Linked DNA regions of Homo sapiens: regions 1, 2, 3 and 4 are each linked to region 5. The links are chromatin loops, found by intact Hi-C in ENCODE. Cell type or tissue: mammary epithelial cell. All regions are shown on one strand.

What was found. Hi-C counts contacts between places; a loop is a spot of excess contacts. Peaks named below come from ENCODE experiments on the same cell type or tissue, not always from the same donor. Only the 100,000 strongest peaks of a DNase experiment are listed, where the experiment ranks them.
Region 1: it touches region 5 in a loop (22-fold over the local background); 44 of 110 quality-filtered maps call a loop at or near these places.
Region 2: a loop joins it to region 5, with 14 times the contacts of the local background. A loop is called at or near these places in 5 of 110 quality-filtered maps.
Region 3: a loop joins it to region 5, with 11 times the contacts of the local background. A loop is called at or near these places in 4 of 110 quality-filtered maps.
Region 4: it touches region 5 in a loop (24-fold over the local background); 10 of 110 quality-filtered maps call a loop at or near these places.

The regions. Positions count from the first base shown.
Region 1 is chrX:84,727,661-84,732,660 of GRCh38, forward strand. It overlaps the pseudogene TEX16P. Among named protein-coding and RNA genes, the nearest start is that of HDX, 230 kb to the left of the region's middle. In mammary epithelial cell, a CTCF peak has its summit at 2,253 (motif pointing right); no DNase peak of the experiment used is centred here.
Region 2 is chrX:84,905,362-84,910,361 of GRCh38, forward strand. No RefSeq gene overlaps it. Among named protein-coding and RNA genes, the nearest start is that of APOOL, 96 kb to the right of the region's middle. In mammary epithelial cell, a CTCF peak has its summit at 2,164 (motif pointing left); no DNase peak of the experiment used is centred here.
Region 3 is chrX:85,001,185-85,006,184 of GRCh38, forward strand. APOOL (apolipoprotein O like) reads left to right here and starts at 2,693. Exons shown (of 9, transcript NM_198450.6): 1 at 2,693-2,743. The coding sequence starts at 2,729. In mammary epithelial cell, no CTCF peak of the experiment used is centred here; a DNase peak (open chromatin) is centred at 2,627; H3K4me3 peaks cover 1,598 bases; H3K27ac peaks cover 1,836 bases.
Region 4 is chrX:84,043,899-84,048,898 of GRCh38, forward strand. No RefSeq gene overlaps it. Among named protein-coding and RNA genes, the nearest start is that of RPS6KA6, 140 kb to the right of the region's middle. RefSeq lists enhancers at 74-574, 2,485-3,051. In mammary epithelial cell, a CTCF peak has its summit at 2,687 (motif pointing right); no DNase peak of the experiment used is centred here.
Region 5 is chrX:85,050,235-85,055,234 of GRCh38, forward strand. APOOL (apolipoprotein O like) reads left to right here. Exons shown (of 9, transcript NM_198450.6): 3 at 1,155-1,274; 4 at 4,110-4,164. Among named protein-coding and RNA genes, the nearest start is that of APOOL, 49 kb to the left of the region's middle. In mammary epithelial cell, a CTCF peak has its summit at 2,941 (motif pointing left); a DNase peak (open chromatin) is centred at 2,557; H3K27ac peaks cover 2,121 bases.

The sequences.
Region 1 (5,000 bases), 320 kb before region 5:
GTCTATCAATCAATCTTGTTTTCCTTTCAAAAGTCTAACTTTTGGTTTCATTGATTGTTTGGATTTTTGGGTCTCAATTTTATTCAGCTCTGCCCTGATTTTAGTTATTTCTTTACTTCTGCCAGCTTTCAGGTTAATTTGTTCCTGTTTTCCCAGTTCCCTTGTGTGTGATGTTAGACTGTTAATTTGAGATCTTTCTAACTTTTTAAGGTAAGCATTTAATAATATAAATTTTGTCTTGACATGGCTTTTGCTGCATCCTGAGATTTTGGTATATTGTGACTTTGTTTTTATTTATTTCAGAGATTTATTTATGAATTAACTTTATGGTTAACCCAAAATCACTCAGGAGCAAGTTGTTTAATTTCTATGTAATCTTGGGGTATATTCTGTGTACAGAAGAGAGGAATGTAAATTATGTAGTAGATGGGTGGAGTAATCTGTAGATGTCTATTAGTTTCAATTGGCCAAGTGTCACATTTAATTCCAGAATTTATTTGTTAGTATTCTGCTTTAATGATCTGTCTAATGTTTACAGTGGGGTGTTGAAGTCTCCCACTATTATCAGGTGGCTGTCTCAGTCTCTTTATAGGTCTAGAAGTACTTCTTTTTGTGAATCCCAGTGCTCCAATGTTGGGTTCATCTATATTTAGGATAGTTAACTCTTCTTGTTGAATTGAACCATTTATCATCATGTAATGCTCTTCTTTTTCCTTTTTTACTATTGCTGGTTTAAAGTCTGTTTTATCTAAGTATAATGATAACCTCTGCTGTATTTTGTTCTGCATTTGCAATATGACTCTTCAACCCTTTACCTTGGGCCTATGGATTTTGTTACAAGTGAGATGGTTCTCTTGAAGACAGTAAATTAATGGGTCTTGATTTTTCTTATCCAGATTGCCACTCTGTGCTTTTTAAGTGAGACATTTAGACCATTTACATTCAAGGTTATTATTAATATGTGAGGTTTTGTAGCTAGTTCCTCTGTAGTTTCTATTGTGTGGTTGCTTTATAGTGTCTGTGGGCTATGTAATTAGGAGTGTTTTGTGGTGACAGGTATTGTTATTTTGTTTCTATTTTAGAACTCTCAAGGATCTCTTGTATGGCTTGTGTAGTGGTTACAAATTCCCTTAGCACTTGATTGTCTGAAAAATATTTTATATCTCCTTCATTTATGAACTTGAGTTTGGTGGGATAAAAAATTATTGGTTGGAATTTCTTTTCTTTAAAGATACTGAATATAGGCCTCCAATCTCTCCTGGCTTGTAAGGATTTTGCTGAGAAGTCTTCTGTTAGCCTGTTGAGGCTCCCTCCGTATGTCATCTGACCTTTTTCTACAGCTGCCTTTAAGATTTCTTCTTTAGCATATATCTTGGACAGTCTGATGACTATATGCCTTAGTGATGTTCATTTTATATAGTACCATGCAGGTGTTCTCTGTATTTCTTGAATCTGGATGTCTACCTCTCTAGCAAGATTATGGAAATTTTCTTGAATGACTCTAATATGTTTTCCAGGTTGTTTGCTTGTTTTCCTCTCTCAGGAAGGCCAATAATTCCTAAATTTAGTCATATTACATAATCCCATATTTCTTGGAAACTTTGTTCATTTGTAACAATTATTTTTTCTTTATTTTTCTGACTGGGTTAGTTCAAAAGACCAGTCTTCAAGTTCTGAAAGTCTTTTTTCTGTTTGGTGCAGCCTACTGATAAAGCTTCCCATTGTATTTTGAAATTCCTTATGTGAAGGTTTCAATTTTAGAATTTCTTATTGGTTTGTTTTTAAGATGTTTATCCCTTCCTTCATTTCCTGGTTTGCTTTAGATTTTTCTTTGTGCTTATTTTCAACCTTGTTTTCGATCACATTGAACTTCCTTGCAAATTGTGCTATGAATTCTTTAAGCGTCACTTTTGAGTTTCTATTTTGGTTAGACACCATTGCTGGAGGGCTAGTGCGATCCTTTGGTGGCTTCACTATCTTCAGATTTCTCATGGTGCCAGATTTTTTATGCTGGTTCCTTCTCATTTGGAGATGCTGACACTTCTTATTTTTGTAACTATTTTCGTGTGGGTGAATTTTTTTCTTTTTCTTTCCTTTCCTATAATTTTATTTTTTTCTTTCCTTTCCCCTTTCTACCTGTCTCTAGCAGGTGCGACCGTAGAGAATACTGGGTAGTCTTTTGGCTTTGTCTCTATAGTCCTATGCACTTTATTTTAGGCTGTGCAGTTTAACCTACGAGCCAGTAGATGGCACTCATGGGTAAGAGCTAGCTGTGGCCTACATGGCGGGCTGTATACTTGATCTTTGTTTACTGGCAGATGCTCTCTGTTGCCTTGGGCATTGAGCTTATTTAGGGAATATACAGAGGTCTTAGCTTCCTGCTCAGCCCCAGGGGGTTTGTGGCCACAAGGAGTGGGGCCAGACTAGGCAGATCTGCCTACAGGTCCCCCAGTGGCCGACACAAGAACCTCTTCTGAAGGAGAATTTAGTGGGCAGCACTGAGGTGTACCTAGGTGTGAAGTTAGGAAACATCCTCAATGACAAGTTCTCTGCATGAGATTAAGAGGTGGCCTAAACTCCTAATCCATGAGATTGGGTGATCACATGCCTGGATCTCTACACAAGAGGTGTGGGGAAACTCAGGCGGCTGAACAAGGCAAGCAGGTGCTCATCTGCCTGAGTGTGTAGCAGAGGGCCTCACAGCACCAAATCTATGTCCAGGAAGAGTGGGGCAGCTGAGACTGCTCAGCTAGATGAGTGGATGCTCTGAATGCCTGGAGATATGCCTGGGCATAAAGCAGAGAGAGCCTTTATGCACCAGGGTCTCTGCACAGGAAGAGTGGGGAATGTCAGAATGCTGATCCAGGTAAGCAGGTACTCCAAATGCATGGAGATCTGCCTGGTGTGGAGCAGAGAGGATTCCCCTGCACCAAATTCTTTTAATCAGCCAGATGACATCAAGAAAGCTGTTTGCTGATGTACTCTCCCCCAGGTTCTGGGGTGTCCTTCATGACTCAGGTGGATTTCCATTTTTCCATCTTGAATTAAAGCTCTCAGAATAGATCTTTATGCACTATTGTTACCGGAAAGGGGTCCAGATACAAACCCCAAGACTGGGTTCTTGGATCTTGCACAAGAAAGAATTCAGGGTGAATCTGTAAAGTGAAAGCAAGTTTATTAAGAAATAAAGGAATAAAAGAATGACTGTTCCATAGAGCAGCCACAAGGGCTGCTGGTTGCCCATTTTTATGGTTATTTATTTCTTGATTATATGCTAAACAATGGGTGGATTTTTTATGCCTCCCCGTTTTAGACCATAAAGGGTAAATTCCTGAAGTTGCCATGGCATTTGTAAACTGTCATGGCGCTGGTGGGACTGTAACAGTGAGGATGACCAGTGGTCACTCTCGTAGCCATCTTGGTTTTGGTGGGTTTTGGCCAGCTTCTTTACTGCAACGTGTTTTATCAACAAGGTCTTTATGACCTGTATCTTGTGCCGATCTCCTATCTCATCCTGTGACTTAGAATGCCTTAACCATCTGAGAATGCAGCCCAGTAGGTTTCAGCCTCATTTCCCCCAGCCCCTACTCAAGATGGAGTTGCTCTGGTTAATCGCCTCTGACATTATCTTGCTATTTCCAAGTGGCTAAGGAACAACAAAAGCCTCTAATCTGCCAAAAAAAAAAAAAATTCTAGATCTTTTAAAATTTCTTTCCACAATGTCTTGAAATTTTTAGAGTAAATTTAAACTTCCCTTGTTAAATTTGACTCAAATCATTTTATTCTTTCTGATGCTATTCTAAATGGAATTGTTTTCTTAATATAATTTTTTGATTCTCTATTGCATGCATATACAAATGCAATTGATTTTTGAACATTGATCTTGTATCTTGAGCTTTGACAAAATTATATATTAGTACTAATAATTTTTAGTAGATTCATTATGATTTTCTGAATACAATAATATATCATTTGCAAATAAAGTTGCTTTTTTCTTTCCAATTTACATGTTTTTTATTTCTTTTCTTTCCCTAATTTCTCTGGTTAGAAGTTCCATTACAATGTTGAATAGAAATGAGAAAGTAGCCATCATTGTTTCATTTCTTAGGGGAAAAACATCCAGTATTTCACCATTAAACATGATTTATGTTGTGAGTTTTTATAGTCTTCTTTTATCAGAGAGTGTTCTGTTTCTAGTTTGTTAAGTGTCTTTATCATAAAAGAGTGTAGAATGTCATCAGATTTTTTTCCACATGTATTGATATGACCTTGTGGTTTTGTTTTTTATTCTATTAATATAGTGTATTACATTAATTGATTTTTGCATGTTAAACAAACCTTGCATTTTGGGGATAAATCCCAGTCATGATGTATAATCCTCTTAATATGTTGCTGAATTAAGTTTGCTAGTATTGTGTTGAGGATTTTTGCATCTGTTTTCATAAGAGATACTGGTCTATTCTTTTATTGCGATATCTTTATGTGGCTTTGGAATCAGAGTAATTCTGACTTCATAGTATATATTAGAAAGTGTTCTCTTATATTTCATGAGAAGAATTGGTGTTAATTCTTCTTTTAATGTTTGTTAGACTTCACTATTGAAATCATCTGGTCCTGTGCTCTCCTTTTTTTTTTTTTTTTTTTTGAGACAGGGTCTCACTCTGTCACCCAGGCTGGAGTGCAATGTCATGATCTTGGCTCACTGCAACCTCTGCCTCCCAGCCTCAAGCAATCCTCTCACTTCACCCACCTAAGTAGCTTGGACTACAGGTGTATACCACCACACCTAGCTATTTTTTTTATATTTTTTTTGTAGAGATGAGATTTTTCCATTTTGCCCAGGCTGGTCTCCAACACCTGGACTCAAGTGATCCACCCACCTTAGCCTCCCAAAGTGCTGGGATTACAGGTGTGAGCCACCACACCCAGCCTGGATGTTCTTGATTACTGACTCAACCTCTTCAATTATAGGTCTGTTCAAATTCTCTATTTCTTCTTGA
Region 2 (5,000 bases), 140 kb before region 5:
GTTCATGCCCTATTGATGTTGAGAACTATTTGTGTATTTTGAAGTAATTCTGTGTAGTCATTAACTTAAGAGTATGCTGTTACCATAGCTGGTTTACTAAATTCATGGTCCATTCACTTTGCAGAAAGCTATTAATATTAGGTTGATGCAAAAGTAATAGTGGTTTTTGCCATTACTTTTTCACCAACCTAATATCTCAAATGCATGGTAAGCAAACTGCATTCTTTCTTTAATAAACAGTCTACAAAACTGTTGTTCATTATCACTCTGGTGACCTGGCTCTTGGCTCTTCATTTCAATGGCTAACACACTCTATTCAGTTTTTTCTTTACATCCTTTTTTTCTTTCCCTTTTCCATTTCTTTTGTAGAATATCAAGGCTGAGATGATTTTATATATCCACCTGAATTCCAAATTGACTTGGCTCCATGTTGCAGAAGAAACCAACAAATACATCCTTAAGTTCAAAGTCCAGATCAGCACTGTACAATAGAAATATAATGTAAGGTACATATATAATTTTAAATTTTCAAATAGTTTGTCCAGAATACCGGTGTTCCAGCATTATGCTGTGACTGGAATTTATGAATAATAGATTCTATAAGATTAACACAATAGTTCTATTACTTTCAAATTAGCTTACCACTTTAGTTCATTTTTCACCTTTCTTCATTTTATCTGCAAAATATTAAAATTACCAGTTACCTTTCTTTGGGGGAAGAGTCATAGGATTTATATATTTTTATCAAGTCTTTTTCTAACTTACTATATTACAATACCTACTAATTTACAATGTTCTTCAAATGATATGCTGCCCATCCTATAGCCAGATTCCTATAATTAAAGAATGTGTGCATAAAATCATCAGCAAGCTTGGGAGAAGAATCAATCAGCATCAAATTGTTCTTTTCCCTTTTGTTGACTTAATAAAACCACATACATTAACTTAGTTCTACAACCAAGGACCTATAGGAAATCAGGCAATGGATCAAAAAGAAATAGAATGACTTCTGCTTCTGCTCTGGGCTAATATTCTAGAATATGTATGATAAATTATGTTAATGGTTGTAACAAATTTTGAAGAAACTCAGTCGAAGAACTTGGAAAAAATCTACCACCATCAAAATAGCAGAAAAAAGCTTTGGAAGCCAAAGTCATCCATTTAGTTTATTATATAAGTGCTAAAATTAAGATGTTTGGAGAATACCAGTATAGTACTAGGAGATATTGAAGAGATAAGTATCTATAAGTTACTAGATGTCATACTTTCTCTATTAGGTTATATTCTTACTATTATATATCTTAGTATATAATATATAATTATATATAATATATAAGAAATACAATAATATATGATATACATTACATATAAGTCATAGCATATAGTTTATATAGCTTCAGAACAGATGAAATGAAACTTGGGATGATTCAGGGAAGAGAAATAAATCCTAATCACAGGGATATAAAAATAGATTCCATGAAGAAAAGTTAAATAAATCAGTGTGTTTTAGTGGTAGAGTTACATAATTATTACAACTTAGTATTTTTAAAAAATTATACAAAAAGGCAGTTGAAAATTAAAAATAAAATTGCAAAAATACGTGTTTAAGTTGAAGCTGGAGAGCTTGAATTATCTATAAAATAAAATATATGACCAGAATTGGCTATTGAGGAAAGTGATATAGTTTCCACCTTTTAATATCTTAAACTGTGTCCTGGAGGCTTAAGTATTCAAGCCTGAAGTAAGAAGTAGAAACAAATTGCTTTTTTTAAGTAGCTTTCCAACTATAAGATTGCATAATTTTTCATTAATGTGGACTAGAGAGTATGTCTAGACAGTACTTACCTGTGTGTAAGATATTGCCCTGAAAGAGCTTGTAACTTTTACATTTGTCCCGTGATGTGGAGGAGTGATTTATCTACCAGTGAAGGAGATGAGGAAGGGCAAAAGAAACCCATTCTTATTTTCAAAGTGGAAGAGATTTAGCTACTCAAAAGCCCAGGTCATTTGACACTAGGGGTAATTCACTAAATGGTAAAAAGAATAAACAGTCGTATTAATCACATCTCTAACAATTTACCCTCAAATTCATGTATATTGTTAACAGATAGCTCCCTGGACTGAAAACTTTGGGTATTCTAGAATGGAAATTCCTAGGAATAAAAGTTGGCCCCTGCCATCTAGTGGACACCATAAGATTATTTTCTTTCTAATATTTACCTATATTTTGGTTTTGGAAAACAGAAACCAAATTAATACAGGACTTGGTGAATCATTGTCAGTACTATATTTCTTTATTTTGCTCAGAACTATACCTTTCCTTTTTAATCAGTGTTTCATATGTTGGTCACGCCACAGAGGTGGAATGAATCCCCCACCCTCAACCTCAACTTTGGTTAAGAGGTCAAGACACCACATACACACCAGGACACTATGAAAATGTTTATTATTTGCATAATGATGCTTTCCGGGGAGAGCAAGACAGGCATTCCTGCCGATCCAAAAATAACTTGAGGTCAGGGTGTGGTGGCTCAGGCCTGTAATCCCAGCACTTCGGGAGGCTCAGACAGGAGGATCTCTTGACCCCAGGAGTTCAAGACCAGTCTGCACAACATAAGGAAAACCTGTCTGCATAAAAAACTAAAAAATTAGTAGGGCATGGTGGCAGGCATCTGTGGTCCCAGCTACTTGGTAGGCTGAGGTAGGAGGATCGCTTGAGCCCAGGAGGTCGAAGCTTCAGTAAGCCATGATTGCACCACTGCACTCCAGCCTGGGTGACAGAGTGAGACTCTGTCTCAAAAAAAAAAAAAAAAAAAAAAAAAAAAAGCTTAGTTTTTCTAATATTTAGGAGCTGAGGCTGGGATTAAGTTTCTAGCATATGAGGGAGAGGGAGGAGGGTAGAGCTTGAAAACTATCAGCAATCAAATATCTAAAGTGGAGTCAGATTATTTATTACCCTTCTTAAGGGATATTTTGCCCTATTAGACTAAATTTAAGTCTATATAAGGAAAATGAACTACATAATTTACATTGACTATCCTAGTAGACTAAGTGGGTTATTCTGCTAGATTATATAAAGATACTATTGCTGATTCTGTGATACCAATATTATGGAATTGCAGAGAAGAAATATTTCTATTCAAGTTTATAATGTTTTCTAATGTATAAATACTTAACAGACTGAAAATTTCAATTTTAAAGCAGATAAATTAATAATTGATAACTCACATTATAAAATAATCACATTACAAAGTAACCTTTACTTAATAACTGACTTTTTTTAAAGTAGTGAGATTTTTTTAGACTAATGATACTTTGCCTATAAGGTAACCATTTTTCAGTGAGAATATATGATTTAGAAACAAATAGGAATGACACGCATCTCTTGTGAATACATTTATTGCAAGGATCATGGTATATTTTTAGTTTACTACTTGCACAAACAATGAGGAATATCCCCATTTTTTATTGTTGCTGCTATTATGTTCGACTTCAATTCCTTTTTAGGTATAACCTACACTTTTAACCTAGACTATGTTGAATTATTTATTTTTTAACATCATAATTCCCTTTGCCTTTTGGAAACAACCTAAGTGCCTTAAGCTATAAGAGTAACTTTGAATTTCCACTGCTGGATTATCACTCAATTGCTGAATTTCTTAATTTTAATAAGAATTGTGTTTGGATAAACCTTTTGTCAATTGCAGTAGATTTATACTTACTATAAAAAACAACAACAGCACAGAAATATAGTGGCTTTAAAATACTTAAAATTAGGGAACAGGAACACTGACACATTGAAGGATCTGACTATGAAAAATGTTGAAACATTGATATATAGAGAAAGAACATTCACTGAATTTGATTTAAATACAGAGTAAAAACAAAAGACTTGAAGTCTGAGCAGGGCATATCCTTACTTGAGTTTGACTATTTTAGTTTCAGTAGTAGTATACTCAAACAGAATCATACCAAGGATAATGGATATTGTGCATCAAATGTTGACTTACTGGCAGAGATTGCATAAGAAGAAAATTAATGAGTAATAAAGGTCAGCTGTTGTTGATGCAGCAAACTTTTTTTAAAAAAAATTCCAGATCTAGGTAAATTATGGGAGAAAGTGTTCATGTAGTGACCCAATATACGAGAAGCAAGATTGTTAAGGACATTATTGTTTAATTGTACATTTGCACATAAGATAGCCTTTTACAGTATTAATGATATTGTTTTGTTCTATATAAATCTTTTTGTGTTTTATGCTGTTTTTAATGGATATCACACAGCCTTAATTGAAAGTGTTTGGTCCTTAGGATAAGGCACATTTTAGAAAAGAAAATTTTAAGTTGTGGGAAATGGGCACTTATTTATTTTTCTTCTCATTTGGATTAAGCACGTACATAAGAGCCTGTTAGAGGCTAGAATGGTGGGAATGAAACAAAACAAGTGGATATATACAAGATACCTTTAGGAAGTAAAATCAACAACTTGGCTACAGGAATTGAGGGAGATAATGTGTCAAGGATGACTTCTAGGCTTCTGGCTTATATAACAAGATGGATTTCATTGTAATTTTCAATGAGATATGGAACACTGGAAGAGGACCAGAATTTTAAGGACGAGACTAAGAGTTTGGTCTGTGGACGTGTAGAGTTAGAGGTATCTGTGAGACATCCTAGGGAGTTTCACATAGTTTCCTCTTAGCCTGGAGCTCAGAGAAGAGGACTAAACTGGAGATAATTTGTGAGTTATCTGCATTGAAATGGTGTTTGAAGCCATAGGCATAGATAGGTGAGAACAGCTAGGACAGTGGTTCTCAAACATGAACATCCATCAAAATAAACTGGAGGGATTATTAAAACACAGATTGCTGGGGCCCATTCCTGAAGTTTCTGACTCAGTAAGTCTAGTGTGCGGGCTGAGAATTCACCTATCTAACAAGCTCCTGGGTAATGACCACGCTGGTGATCCCAGGTCTCTGAGAACCACTGGCCTAAGGAAAG
Region 3 (5,000 bases), 49 kb before region 5:
GCCTAGGTTGTCTTTCAGGGTTTTTATAGTTTTGAGTTTTACATTTAAGTCTTTAATCTATCTTGAGTTAATTTTTTATTATAGTATAAGGAAGGGGTCCAGTTTCAGTCTTCTGCCTATGGCTCACCAGTTTTCCCAGCACCATTTATTGAATAGGGAGTCCATTATTGGGTATATACCCAAAGGAATATAAGTCATTCTACTATAAAGACACATGCATGGGTCTGCTCATTACAGCACTATTCTCACTAGCAAAGACATTGACTCAACCTAAATGCCCATCAACAGTAGACTGGATAAAGAAAATGTGATACATATATACCATGGAATACTATGCAGCCATCAAAAACATAAAAAAGAATAAGATCATATCCTTGGCAGCACCATGGGTGGAGCTGGAAGCCATTATCCTCAGTGAACTAGTGCAGGAACAGAAAACCAAATACTGCAGGTTCTGACTTATAAGTGGGAACTAAATGGTGAGTATGCATAGACATAAAGATGGAAACAATAGACACTGGGGCCTACTTGACGGTGGAAGGTGGAAGGAATGTGAGGATTGAAAAACTACCTATCAAGTGCTATGCTTATTACCTGGGTGAGGAAATAATCTGTATGTCAAACCCACTTGACATGCAATTTTCCTGTATAACAAACCGGCACATGTACCCAAACCCAAAATAAAAGTTAAAGTTGGAAAAGAAGCAACAACAACAACTACAACAACAAAACATGGGTGTTATTGAAATTCCTGAAATTTTTGGGAAATAAGATTGTTATAAATTTATTCTAAGCTTATTCACAATTTTAAGACTTTTCTTATTTGCCTGTTGATTATTGTGAAATAAACCTGACTGATATTAAAATCAATAAAAAGTGTGCATCAATCAGTTATGAACAAAGTTAGCTTGACAAATCTAGGTATACCATTTATTTAATATGCAGAAATGTTAAATTTGGATGAAATTATTGACAAATACACAGAGGTTAAGGCTCAAAAACAGAAACTGTAATATTATTATTCATTCCTGTGGCAGACCACTATGTAGATATAAGTATTTTTCCTTTGAAAAATACATTAATGCAATTAAAACACCTTGATCCATTTTTTTCCTTTTTTGGTTCTGTACTATTTATTTTGCATTTTATTTTTATATTGGCATATATATGTATGTATATGTTTATATTAAGTTCAATAAAAGAAAATAGTCACTCAATGTTTCTTTTGTAGCCAGTATTATTAGTTTCATTTCATCATTATTTCTTAAAATAATTTTGTCATTTACAGGACAGTTCTGTTAAAAAGGATCTGTTTTGGGTATGAAATGTGATAGGTATCAACTAATGCCTAGTATATAGTTTGCACATAATAAATATTTGTTGATTGAATGAATGAATACATGAATTAATATTGGGACTGTTAATGGGCATATTATGAGCATCTTCTTTCCTCAGAATCCTTCAGGGAGGCCTACAGCAGACCTTGCTCCTGTTGTGAATATTGCAATATACCCTTAGTATATTCTCCTGATAGCACCAAAATCATCCTTTAAAAATGTAAATTAGATCACATCACACCTTTGCTCAAAATCCTCCAATGATTTCCCATCTTATTCAGCATAAAATCCAAATTTATTTTGGCGGCACGAAAGCCCCTACACTGTGTTACTTCGCTACCTCTGAAATTATTGCTCCAGCCTCACTGGACTTTTTCATTGCTGTTCCTTCCGTATGCAACCCTCTTCTCTAAATTCCTCCAGGACTTTTATCAAATGAGCTTATCAGAGTCTTTCTCTCATTGATATAAACCAGTAAACTCCCACCTCATTCCCATACTGTTTTATTTTCCTTCATAGCATTTGTCTCTTTTTTAAAATTTATTATTTATTTTTATTTATTTATTTATTTTTTTGAGACGGAGTCTCGCTCTGTCGCCCAGGCTGAAGTGCAGTGGCGCGATCTCCGCTTACTGCAAGCTCCGCCTCCCGGGTTCACGCCAGTCTCCTGCCTCAGCCTCCCGAGTAGCTGGGACTGCAGGCGCCCGCTACTACGCCCGGCTAATTTTTTTTGTACTTTTAGTAGAGACGGAGTTTCACCGTGTTAGCCAGGATGGTCTCGATCTCCTGACCTCGTGATCCGCCCGTCTCGGCCTCCCAAAGTGCCAGGATTACAGGCGTGAGCCACCGCGCCGGCCTCATTTGTCTCTTTTACTCCTGTAATCATAAGCTCTGTGAGGAAGCCACTATGTTTTGTCTATGCCCCGAACAACTGCCCGGCACAGAGTATGCTCTCCGTGACTTAGTTTTAGAATGAATGAACTTACCCATGTTTCGCAGAGGTAATAAGTTGTTTTTCTTACTATATAATTAATTATTAAAGCAGCTACATTTGGGTATTAAGTCCTTATCTGGACATATCACATATGCCCGAAACAAAATAATTAAAAGTTCTGCACCCAGGAAAATAACTCCCAACTGGACTATTGATAATGTTCTGGAAGGCTTTATCTGGGACCGGGAGGGTCAACCACAGGGGTGAACAGTTTCTCCAGAAGACAGCTGACCGAAACCGCAGCAGTTGCCAAGGCGGCTGGAGGAGGGCGGAGAAAAGGCGGTAACTGGCAGGCAAGGGGCGTAACGGGGTGGGGCTGTCCTAAGGGAAGCCTAGTCGAACTGATTTGTCCCTCTCTGCTCTCCGTCTGAAAACCTTGGCCGAAAGGGTTGTAGACATGGCGGCCATCAGGGTAAGCGAAAACCAACTTGCTTAATTTCTGTGGGTGCCGATAGCATCCCGGTAACTGTAAAAGGGATCCTACTAACTTCTGAAGGAGCCCTGAAACAAGGGGCAGGGTGGAGGTGGGTTTTGAGATAATTGCAATCTTTATCGTTTGAAGCCTCAAGACACCTGCCTTTCCCCATTAGGGTTTTATCAGCCTGGGACGCTGCTCCCTCAATCCCCTGTGGTTGTCGATTTACACAGTGGCACAGTACAAAACTGGGAAACGGCTGGGTGAAAATGGCTGGCCAGGCGACGAGCCGCAGTAGACGTTTCGGTCTTCAGCTGCAATAAAGAGAAAAATATATATATAAACTTGGCATTTGTCTCGGCGCACAGGGCAAGGCCACATGACCCTATGGAAGGACTTTGTTGAAACATTTGGGGTGAAACTGACCAGGATAGAGAGGTCCCATAGTCTTTCAGCAGTGCGCTGGTTTACACATAGTGTTGTTGCTTTCTGTGCTCGAATAACCTGTTCCTTTCGAGTTTTACGCTTGGGAAAGGTGCCTTTACTTGGGAGTCCGTGTACAGTGAGTGACTCAGCTGGCAGCTTGCTGCAGTTCCCTAAGTAGTGTTTAATAATGGTAGTCTACAGATATTTACGTAGCGGGTTTTAATTGTAAAATATTCTGTTAGGCTTGCAGGAGATACAGTATGAATAATTCAGTTCCGCTGAAGTTTTAAGTCGGCAGCGTCTACAGTTCTGGTTCTCATACTTCATCTGAGTTATTTGAACAACCTCCTACCTGAACTTGCCACCTCAAGCCTGGCTCTCATGTAATCTGTTTTCCTCTGTGTTGCCAGAGTACATCTACCAAAATGCAAATTTGATTTTTGCCTCCCCCCGCATTTAAAAAATTTTATGGGCATGTCATCATCTCCCCTCTGGGGTCAGGCCATACTCTTATGTCTAGAACATCTGATTTTACCTAGACTTTCCAGCCTCATCTCTTGTCACTCAGGAACCCTCCTCCTGTCGATACTGAGCTGCTTGCTTGACCCCGCCATGCTTTTTTACGTGCTCTTTCTCTGGGCCTAAAGTGCCTTTTCCCATGCTTATCTAGTTGTATTTATAGTTCATTCATTCATTCAGCAGCTATTTGTGTACAGCCTCCCCATATGCAAAACACAAAAATGCCTTGTTTAATAGTGTCCTTGATCTCCCCAGTCTATTTTATTTTATTTTATTTTTTATTTTTGAGACGGAGTCTCTCTCTGTCTCCCAGGCTTGAGTGCAGTGGCGCGATCTCAGCTCACTGCAACCTCCACCTCCCGGGTTCAGGCGATTCTCCTGCCTCAGTCTCCTGAGTAGCTGGGACTACAGGCGCATGCCAACCATGCCCGGCTAAATTTTTTTATTTTTATTTTTTAGTAGAGACGGGGTTTCACCATGTTGGTCACGCTGGTCTCGAACTCCTGACCTCGTGATTCACCCCCCCCCCCCCCCGGGCCTCCCAAAGTACTGGGATTACAGGCGTGAGCCACCACGCCCGGTCCTCGCCAGTCTATTTTAATAACTCTTGTTTGTGCTCCCAGAGGACTCTGGGCACACTCTTAACCAAGCATTTATTCCACTGCACATATAGACTACTTACTTGTCTGTTCTAGCTACCTAAACTATAAGCTCCTTGAAGACAGTAATTATATTAACCTTTGTATCCGTAGTACCTAGCACAGGTCTGATGTATATTAGGTAGTCAACATGTTCTACATGAATAAAGTGCCAGGCAATGAGGACAGAAGAGATTAAGTGGTGGAGATATAACACATATAACACAAATGACTGTGATTCAGAGTAAGGGGAGTTTCTTACCTGAAGAGAAGTACAAAGTGCTCTGACGCTCAAAAGGAGAGAGCTCACACTTGGTTTGAAGAGAGTAAAAAGAGGCTTCATGGAGAAGGTGCAGAGACAGAAGGAATGGTCAGTGGCAAAAAGCAAACCAGAATAGTGTGTTTTCATTGAGAAGAAGAGAGTTGAACAGTCCTTTGATTTCACCATTAATAAGTTGCTGCTGTTATCATTTATTAAGTGCTTACTCCAGGCCAGGCACTATGCTAAAACACGTTACATGTGTTAATTCACTAATTCTCAAGACAACTTTATGTGGTGGGTATTATTACCATTTTACACATGAAAATTAAGGTTTAGAGAAGTCAGATTATTCAAAACCATGCTAATAAGAGCTGAAGTGAGCTAAAGAGATAAATAGAGTGGTAGAGGA
Region 4 (5,000 bases), 1.0 Mb before region 5:
GCCCTAGATCTCCCAAGATTGTATGTCCTTTGTCTTCCACTAGCAGGGTGGGTAGGGAAAGACCATCAGGTGGGGATGGGGTTACGTGTGTCTGAGCTCAGACTCTCTTTGGGTGGGTTTTGCTGCAGCTGCTGTTGGGGATGGGGTGAGATTCCCAGGTCACTGTAGTTGTGTACCTAGGAGGATTATGAATGCCTCTGCTGAGTCATGCAGGTTGTCAGGGAAATGGGGAAAAGCCAGCAATCATAGGCCTTACCCAGCTCCCACACAAACTGAAGGGCTGGTCTTACTAACACCATGTCACCCACAACAGCCCTGAGTCTGTTTCCAGGTGGAGGTTGGGCTTGAAAACTTGCCGGAGGCTTTCTGCCCCCAGCTGTGAAAGAAAAGGACTTTAGTTCTTACCCCGCCTGTGAAGTCTGCAAGCAGAATTCGCACCCTTTCCCAAGGTCTGGCCAGGAGGCTTCTCGCCCCACTCCAATTGTTACAAAGTTGAGCTAAGGAAGTCCTTCTCACTGGTGAGGTTTTATTGCCTGCTCCTCTGGCCTCCCTCCTGATGGATCCCTGTGATGCCAAGCAATAATGTGCTGCCTGGATTCAGTGAGCTCCCAGGGACTCACTGCTGCCTCCTCCACCCCTGTATTTCGCTAGGCTGGGCTCTCTAACTTGACTCAGCTCCAGGTAACGTCAAGAACTTCTCCAAACAGAACTTCAGCTTCTCTAGTGGGGGTGTGTGTTCAAAAAACGGGGGTCTCCCATTCCCACTTCCACAGCTGGGGCACTATCAGTATTTGAGATGTCTCCTGGGTCCTGCAGGAGCAGTCTGCTGCCTTCAGAGGGTCTGTGGTTACTCTCAGGATTGCTGGTTTGTTCTTGCAGTCGATCTGGAGCTAAAATTCACAGTGCAAGCCTTTGCAATGCTGCTCTATCTGGAGCTGCAATCTAGTCCTACCTCCTGTCTGCCATTATCTGCAGAAGCTCCAGGACTACATTACAATGTGACATTTGGAGGGGACAAATATCCGAATGATAAAAACCATTTTTTTAACTTTTGTTGATTTAACGTCTGTTTTATCAAATATAAGCATAGCTACTTCTTCTTGCTTTTTGTTTCTATTTGTGTGGAATATATTTTTGACCCTTTAAATTTGTGTCTGCAGTGTCTTTACCAGTTAGCTGAGTTTTTTATAAGCAGTATATACTTGGATTCTGTTTTTTTGTTTTTTTTTTAAATCCATTTCATCAATCTGTGCTTTTCAGTGGAGCATTTAACACACTTACATTCAAAGTTAATATTGAAATGTGAGGTTTTGTTCCTGTCTTAATGTTAATTTTTACCTTGTTCCTTTGTAGTCTCAATTGTGTAATTGTTTTATAATATCTGTTAGTTTTAAACTTTTGTATGTTTTGATGATTGTGGGTAGTGACCTTTCACTACAATGTTTAGAAGTCCCTTGAGCATTTCTTGTAAGACTGGTCTAGTTGTAATGAACTCCTTTAGTGTTTGCTTAAGTGGAAAAGGTTTTATTTCTCTTTTATTTATAAAGCTTAGTTTAGCTGAAACAATATTCTTGGCTGAAATTTTTTCTTTTAGAACGCTGGAAGTAGAAACCCAGTCTCTTCTGTTTTTCTTTTAGGTTTTTGCTGAGAAATCCACTGTCAGTCTGATAAGACTTCCTTCATTGGTGATTAGACACTTCTTTCTTGCTGCTTTTGGATTTTTTTTTCCTTCACATTGATTTTGGGTAGAATGAAGGCAATATACCTTGATGAGGTTCTTCTTGCAATATATCTTCCAGGAGTTCAGGTGTTCTCTGAGCTTCTTGCATCTGGAATTCTAAAACTCTGGCAAGACCAGGGAAATTTTCTTGAATTATTTCCTTCAATAGGTTTTTTATACTTTTTATTTTTTTCTCCCTATGGAATACCTGTAAATCATACTTTGGATACTTTGCATAATCCCGTATTTCACAAATGCTTTGTTCATTTTTAAAAATTGTTTTTCTTTATTTTTATCTGACTGGGTTAATTCAAAACACCTGTCTTCCAGCTCTGAAATTCCTTCATCTGTTTAGTCTAGCATATTTTTAAAGCTTTAACATGTGTTTTATAATTTCTTCAAAATTTTTTTGTTTCTATAAATTCTGTTTTCATTTAAAAATATTTATGTCTTCTTTCATATTCTGAATTGTTATTCTGATTTCTTTGTGTTGGTTTTTAACTTTCTCTTGGATCTCACTGAGTTTCCTTCCAATCCATATTTTGAATTCTTTATCTCTTATTTCAGAATTCTCATTTTGATTAGATCTATTGCTAGAGAGGTGGTGATGCTTTGTGGGGATCATAACACTATGTTTTTTCATACTGCCAGAGTTCTTACACTGGTTCCTTCTCACTGTAAAAGCTGTCTCTTCTTATTTTTTAATTTACTTTCATTTCCCTGGAATATGTGACTATAATGTTTGTTGTGCATGGTCATTTGGCTTCACTCATTATAGATAGGTGTTGTGGAGTGGCTTTCTCAAATGTTTCATGTACTAGTGATTTACTGGGCATATGAGCAGGCACGCTGACTTCTGAAGTACCAGGATTGTGGAGGTCTCAGAAAGCTTCTTTCTTTCCTTAGTACTGTGTGCTTGTGTCAGCAGGTTTTGTATTGGGTTGTGCAGTTTAATTTGTAGGCCAGTAGGTGGCGCCCATGGTAAACGCCACCTGCAGCTGAAACAGATGGGTATGTGTTTGATCTTTGTTTATTGGGAGGTGCGCTGTTGTTTCAGGTGATGGGTGCTGGGCGGGTCTGTGGAATGCTCTGGTGCCCTGAGTTCTTGTCCCCTCACACCTCAGGATGGGCTTGAGAGACAAAGATAGAGCTGGACTACCATGCTTGCCCACAAATACGCCAATGACAAGCAGCGTAGGCACCAACCCTGATGGGGGTGGCAGTGGAAGTTCTTTTTGAAATGTACCAAGGTCTCCACACAGTGGGAGGGTGGGCACCAGCTTAACATCCAAGGGAAGAAGGGATAAGATCTGTTTTTCTATCCTACCTCTGTCCCAGGAATCATGACTCTTAATTCAGTCAGACACTGTAGTCTATCTCTAGGCCACAATGCAGCTAATAGCCACAGAAAATGATTGTCTCACAGTTCTTCATGGAAATGGCTTCAGGGAGAATCCTCTTTCCTAAGCATAATACAAATATCTTTGTGGGTCACCTTTTCTCCAATGCAGGAACACTGCTGCTTTGTGTAGAGACAGAAAAAGGCTGTACATTTTGGCACATGCGGGTTGGTGCCAGCTGTGATGGTGTTGGCTGTTTGGGTCAGTCTGACCTCAGATGTTTGGGGGAGTGATCAGGTGCCAGTGGTGATAAAGTGGTCTAGGCAATCCCTCAGTCTCCAGGCCCCCAAATAGTATGTTCTGTCCCAGAGGGACTAGATCAGGGACTGGACTAGTAGACTTTTCTTCACGTGCTGATTGTAATAGGGACAGGTGGACTGGTTGCCAAGATACCAGTAGAATGCTCAGGCAGGAGAAGAGTAGCTGCACTGCAGGCTCACCACCAGGGAAGGCAGACCCCTCTCACTCAGAGCTATACAGGCAGGCAGCTGTGCAGAGGCATGACTTGCTCACACCTCTGTCTGGCCGCAGTGGTGACAGTATCTGTCCCTGGTGTGTGTGTGAAGGTGCCTGGTCTCCCCACTCCCCTCCAAGCCCACTGGTGACAGCAGTGGCAGTGTCAGCAGCAGCCCCAGGGCAGAACACAGGCAGATGGGACTGTCAGGGTGGTGCTGGGCAGCAGCTGTTCAGGGCTTAAGAGTTATAGGACTCTAAGTGAATTCAAACAATTACTATGTGCAACTTACAGGCAGCTTCCCATGTTTATCTGGAGGCCTGTGGGAGTCAAAAAGCTCTCCGGTAATTATGATTATAAAACTTCATGGCAAAAGTGTGGAGCACTGAGTGTGAGCACCCCTTCTCAATGTCAGGGAATCTCGCCTGGCTCCATATCAATCCCAGCTCAGCAGTTTGCCTGGTTTTACTCTCCTTTGCTTTCTGTAATTCCCATTGCTTTCCCTGGTGGATTCCAGTGTTCTCTCTTAGATAATCAATTATAAGTGTGAATATTTACTCACTATATTGATTCCTCTCCATGCAAGAGGTGTCCACTAGCTGCATCTAGTCATCTATCTTGAATCAAAGCACTATTGTGATTTTAATTTGCATTTTCCTAATGGCTAATGATGTTGATTCCTTTTTTTCATCCCTTTATCTGTCATCCATATATCTTCTTCAATTGAAATGTTTCTTCATGTCATTTTTCCATTCATTTTTTTTCTGGCTTTTATTATTATTTTTTATTATACTTTAAGTTCTAGGGTACATGTGCACAACATGCAGGTTTGTTACATATGTATACCTGTGCCATGTTGGTGTGCTGTACCCGTTAACTCGTCATTTACATTAGGTATATCTCCTAAAGCTATCCCTCCCCCCTCCTCCCACCCCACAACAGGCCCCAGTGTGTGATGTTCCCCTTCCTGTGTCCAAGTGTTCTCATTGTTCAATTCCCACCTATGAATGAGAACATGCGGTGTTTGGTTTTTTATCCTTGCGATAGTTTGCTGAGAATGATGGTTTCCAGCTTCATCCATGTCCCTACAAAGGACATGAACTCATTCTTTTTTATGGCTGCATAGTATTCCATGGTGTATATGTGCCACATTTTCTTAATCCAGTCTATCATTGATGGACATTTGGGTTGATTCCAAGTCTTTGCTATTGTGCATAGTGTTGCAATAAACATACGTGTGCATGTGTCTTTATAGCAGCATGATTTATAATCCTTTGGGTACATACCCAAATGTCCATCAATGATAGACTGGATTAAGAAAATGTGGCACATATACACCACGGAATACTATGTAGCCATAAAAAAGGATGAGTTCATGTCCTTTGTAGAGACATGGATGAAGCTGGAAACCATCATTCTCAGCAAA
Region 5 (5,000 bases):
TCTTATGTTTTATTTATTTTTTAACTTTAGATAAAAAAACTGACATAAAATTGTATGCATTTACCTTGTACAGCATGATGCTTTGAAGTATATATACATTGTGGAATGACTAAATCTGTCTAATTTACATATGTATTACCTTGAATAGTTATCATTTTTGTGTTGAGGACATTTTATACCCACTCTTAGCATTTTTCAAGAAAACAATATAGTGTTAACTATAGTTTCATGTTTGTTGTTGGTAGAGGAGCAAATCCAAAGTCATTAATCATCTAGTTCCCTTGATGTTGATTTGTAAACTTGATTCTTCCCAGTTCTATCTTCCTCAAACACCAGGCTTCATAGGAGGATTTATACCCTAAATATAAAAGCAAAAAAAAAAAAAAAATTTTTTTTTAAAGGAAGTAAGTCCCTACCTGGTTAAGTTTTTCATTGTTCTTTTGTGTATGTTTGTTTTTATTAAATACTAATTAGAATCAAAAGGCTGTTCAAAATATGAAAGGTATGAATAATAATATGATGATGATAATGATGTACAACCGTATACCTAGCACCCAATTTAAAGGAAAACAAAATCCTCTGTGTTTCCATTTCATTCCATTCAGAGGTTACCATTACCCTGAATTTTTACTATTATTCCCCTCCTTTACTTTTTAATTTTACCTTATATGTCTGTATTGCTAAGCAATGTTTTTTTTAAGTAACCTTATATTCCTGAAATTCATCCAAATTTTTCCATGTTGCTGTAATTTTTATATTTACCCCCTAATTTCTAATATTTCTTTGTACGAATATACCCCAAAGGATCCATTTTACTGTGGATGGACATTGGGTTGGTTGTAATTAAAATGTTGCTGTGAACGTTATTATACTAACTCTGGGTGTGCAAAGACAGTAGTTTCTCTAAATATACATAGGAGTAGAACCATTGGATTATATTATATTTGGCATCTTTTAATTTCTGGGTTTTAAACGGTCTTTATAAACAGTTTACCACATCATTCCTGTATTTAAGATGGTTTTTTAAAAGTATTTTATCAGCATTTTTAGTTGTTTTTAGAAAGAAGGCTGATGAGGATTCCTGTTCTGCCATACCGCTGTTATGGACAGTCCAGCTATTTTATGTTTTTGACATGAACATTTTTTGCCTGTAGCTCCCCATATATACTGCACCACCGCTCCAGTCTAAATATGTTGAAGAGCAGCCTGGTCATTTACAAATGGGCTTTGCTTCCATCCGCACTGCAACTGGTTGTTACATTGGCTGGTGCAAGGTAAGTCAATTCTGATAGTGGTTTAATATCAGAGATTTCTGATTAATTGTTCCAGTTACCTACTGATGTGTAGAAAACTAATCCAAAACTTAATGGCTTAAAACCACAACCATTATATTACATCTTATGATTTTGTAAGTCATGAATTTGATCTGAGTTCAGACAGGTGATTTGTCTGTTGCATGTGGCATTGACAGAGGTGGCCCAGTGGGGTTCATCTGGCAAATGAGCTGATCTAGACAGTCCAAGACAGCTTTATTTGCATCTCTGGCACCTTGTTAAGGATGGCTGGATGACTGGGTTCAGCTGGGATTATTGACTAGAACACCTACACGTGGCCTCTCAAGCATGGTGATCTCAAATAGGTCAGATATAACTTACTTGGGTAATTCAGGGCTCCTAAAGACAATGTTACAAGTGGCCCTAGGCAGAATTTGCCAGGCTTTTTGCCTATCATCAGATATCCAAGAAAGTCACTTCTACAGCATTCTATTGTTAAGTCACTAAGGCCAGCTCAGTTTTAAAGGGAAGGGAATTAGATGCCAACTCTCAGTAGAAGTAGCAGCAAATAATTTGTGGCTATATTGAACCTACTCTACCACTACTGCATAGATTAAAGTAGTTCAGCAAGGATTTATGTCACCTAGCATGTACACAGTGTCACTCACTTTTTATGTGAAGTTCTGAGATTACTTCTGAATATTTTCTTCTTTGGCTAAGTAAAGTGTTATTTACTTGTTGGCGTTAGCTCATAAGACCATTCTAACTACAGTAAGCTATTGGGCAAAGTAGAATACACGTGACTTTAATGCTTAGCCTTCAATCAGCAATATCCATCAGCAGAGTGGTGGAGTAAGCTGATGCAACACTAATGTTTCATTATCATCACATAAACATCATTGTGTTAGCATCTCCAGTGTCAGTATCTTAATGTTGGTACCAGTGTTTTCATCATTCTAACCTAGTAACCATGCGACTTTTCCCCAAATATAGCCTGATGGTGAATCATTGTTCTTTTTAGTTTCTATCCATTATCTTTAAAAAGAAATCTAATGAACTTATGAAAAATAATTTGTGCTTAGGTGAAATACCAAATCAATGAACTCTGGTAATTCCAGATAATATTTCAAATATCTGATAAGTACATGATGTTATTTTTGAAAACTTGTGTTTGTCATACAATTCTTATGGTACTAGTTGTACTACACACTATTAATAGTTTGATCTAAGAGGGAAATACCTTAACCAATTATGGTCTGAATCATGCCCCTATGACTATGTGCCAATAGCTAGATGATTCAGACTTAAGCCTCCTGAGATGTAATTTTCCATAATGTTCTGAAATTTTTCTTCAGTGAGATAAAATGTTCCTGAGAGGTCTTTAAATTGCTATTGTAACTGTCATCCAATTTAAGATTCAAAAGAATGTTTTATTCCATTAATATGCTCAAACAAATAGGTTGAAGAAAGGCAATTTCCAGTGCATTTTGTCCTAAATGTAAACAATTTTTTTTCCTAATTTTCCCCTAAAAATGTAATCCATTCTTTAAAAATTATGTCTGACTCAAATTCGTTCCACATTAAAGCTTGAATCATGTAGAGCAAATTCAATTTCTACTCCTGCTAGCTTAGTGTTTTGAAATTTAGGTAGCACTGACCCCATGTGGTAAAAATGAATTCCTTAGCAGAGCTAAGAAAAATTTTTTTTGAAAGATGACTAATTTTCTTCCTTAATGGTTAAATGATTCCCAATCGACTGGTCAATAGGTATTTTAACTTTGAAGGTGAAATATTCTCAAGACAGTCCCTACAGAAAAGTAGTTCAATAGCAGTTAGCGTTTATGCTGATTTGTACAATTTTAAACCAAGATGAACCTCTGCATCTCTCTGATAACCATTAAAATATGTAAGACAAAATTACAAAACCAAGCTATCTCTATAACAAAAACTTATTTCTTCCCTGTCCAATATAATAATATCTGTTTTCTCTGCTTTGAAAGTCTCTTTTGTTCTTGTTTTTATCCCATGGTTTCATAGCAGCTAGTTCAGAGAAGGATTGTGTTTTCTGGTTCCATCAACAGAGTACAATATGACCACGAGTAAATCATTTTGTGACTTCCTTTTTTTTCTTATCTAAGTGAGGTAATACCTAGCACTCAATAAATATATTTAACACTCTTTTGCACTAAAATAAATCAGTTAGAAACAGGTAAAGTTAAAGATTTGCTTTAAAACTTTAATTCCTCTGATGTATTAACATAGTTTTGATTTCTAGAGAATTTATGTTCCGATTTAAAAACAGGATAAACACTGGTCTATGTAGGATGATTTCTGTCCTGAGGTAATTTAGATTTTTTTCTCATTCTAATGCACACTAAGAAAAGGGAGGAAGATGAAGCCCTTTGCTTTAGGCTTTTTGCTCTTTTTTTCCCTCCACAAATCATTATGTTGTTGCTATTGCAACTTTATTAATCAGATGTTGCTTCTAAACTGAAATATACCTCCCTTCTTCTTTATTTAAATTCCATTTATTTTTCTAGGTCATTATAAAATAAGATGATAAATATTTTTTTCAGTATCATTTCTGCTCTGATTATTTCATAGGCACATTATCCATTTATATGAGAAAAATGATATAAATGTTATCCATGTTAAATAGAATGAAAAGCAGGAAATGAAAACAAGCTGGTAGTGAATACATAGGAAAGCTGGATTTAGATTTGGGCATAATGTTAAGTCAACCTTTTAATATAATCTCAGAGATGCAGGCAATTTTATCTCATTATCAACAGCTTCAAAAATGCAGATGTCTTCCCCCCCTTTTTTTTTGCTTAGGGTGTTTATGTCTTTGTGAAAAATGGGATAATGGATACAGTACAATTTGGAAAAGGTAGGTGAGTAGATAATTAGAAATGTTTTATTGTGTTTTTAAATTGCATTGTTTAAATGTGAGAAAAATAAACTTGGTATGTTACCCATTATCATGCATTTACCAACTCAGAAGGTACTCTCTATAGCAATTTATTGATTAATTTATTGATTATTTGTTGATTATTGATTAATAGCAAAGCAGTAATATTCATTATTCAGCAGTTATTATTGGCTAAGGTGTTGTACTTAGCATTTTACATAATTTTTGTCACAATTATGTTAGTATTGGTATTATAATTATTCCCATTTTACAGATGAGGGCAACTGAGGTTTAGGAAGGTTAAGTAGGTTATCGAGCTTACGTAACTGTAAGTGGTAGTGCCAGGATACAAACTGAGGTCTGTTTTAACTACAAAGTCTATATTATATATCATAAAGCATAAATTAAAAACATGTCTCCATTGTTGCTAATTAGTTTAAGTGCTACTTGCTGTTAAAATACATTGTATTTTGCTGTCAATTGCTAGGAAATGTTATAGCAATCACTAACCCTGGAATATTTAAGCTAATGGTTAAAAAGCAATTATACTTGACTCTTTAGCTTGTTAATGGTGTTTGGCAACAGATATAGCTTTGTAATATTCTTGGCTTATGCCAGTTGTCATAATAAATATGTATAGGAGATAGAAAGATGAGCTAAAATGTTGAATGTTTCCATGAAGTTGATGACCTGTATTTGAATTGTCATTATTTAATGTATTAGGAATAAATTCAAAATTATATTCCTCATCAATCATGAGGAATAGGATTAAATATGTGATTGCCATTAAATAATTAACTATGATAGAAAAGTGT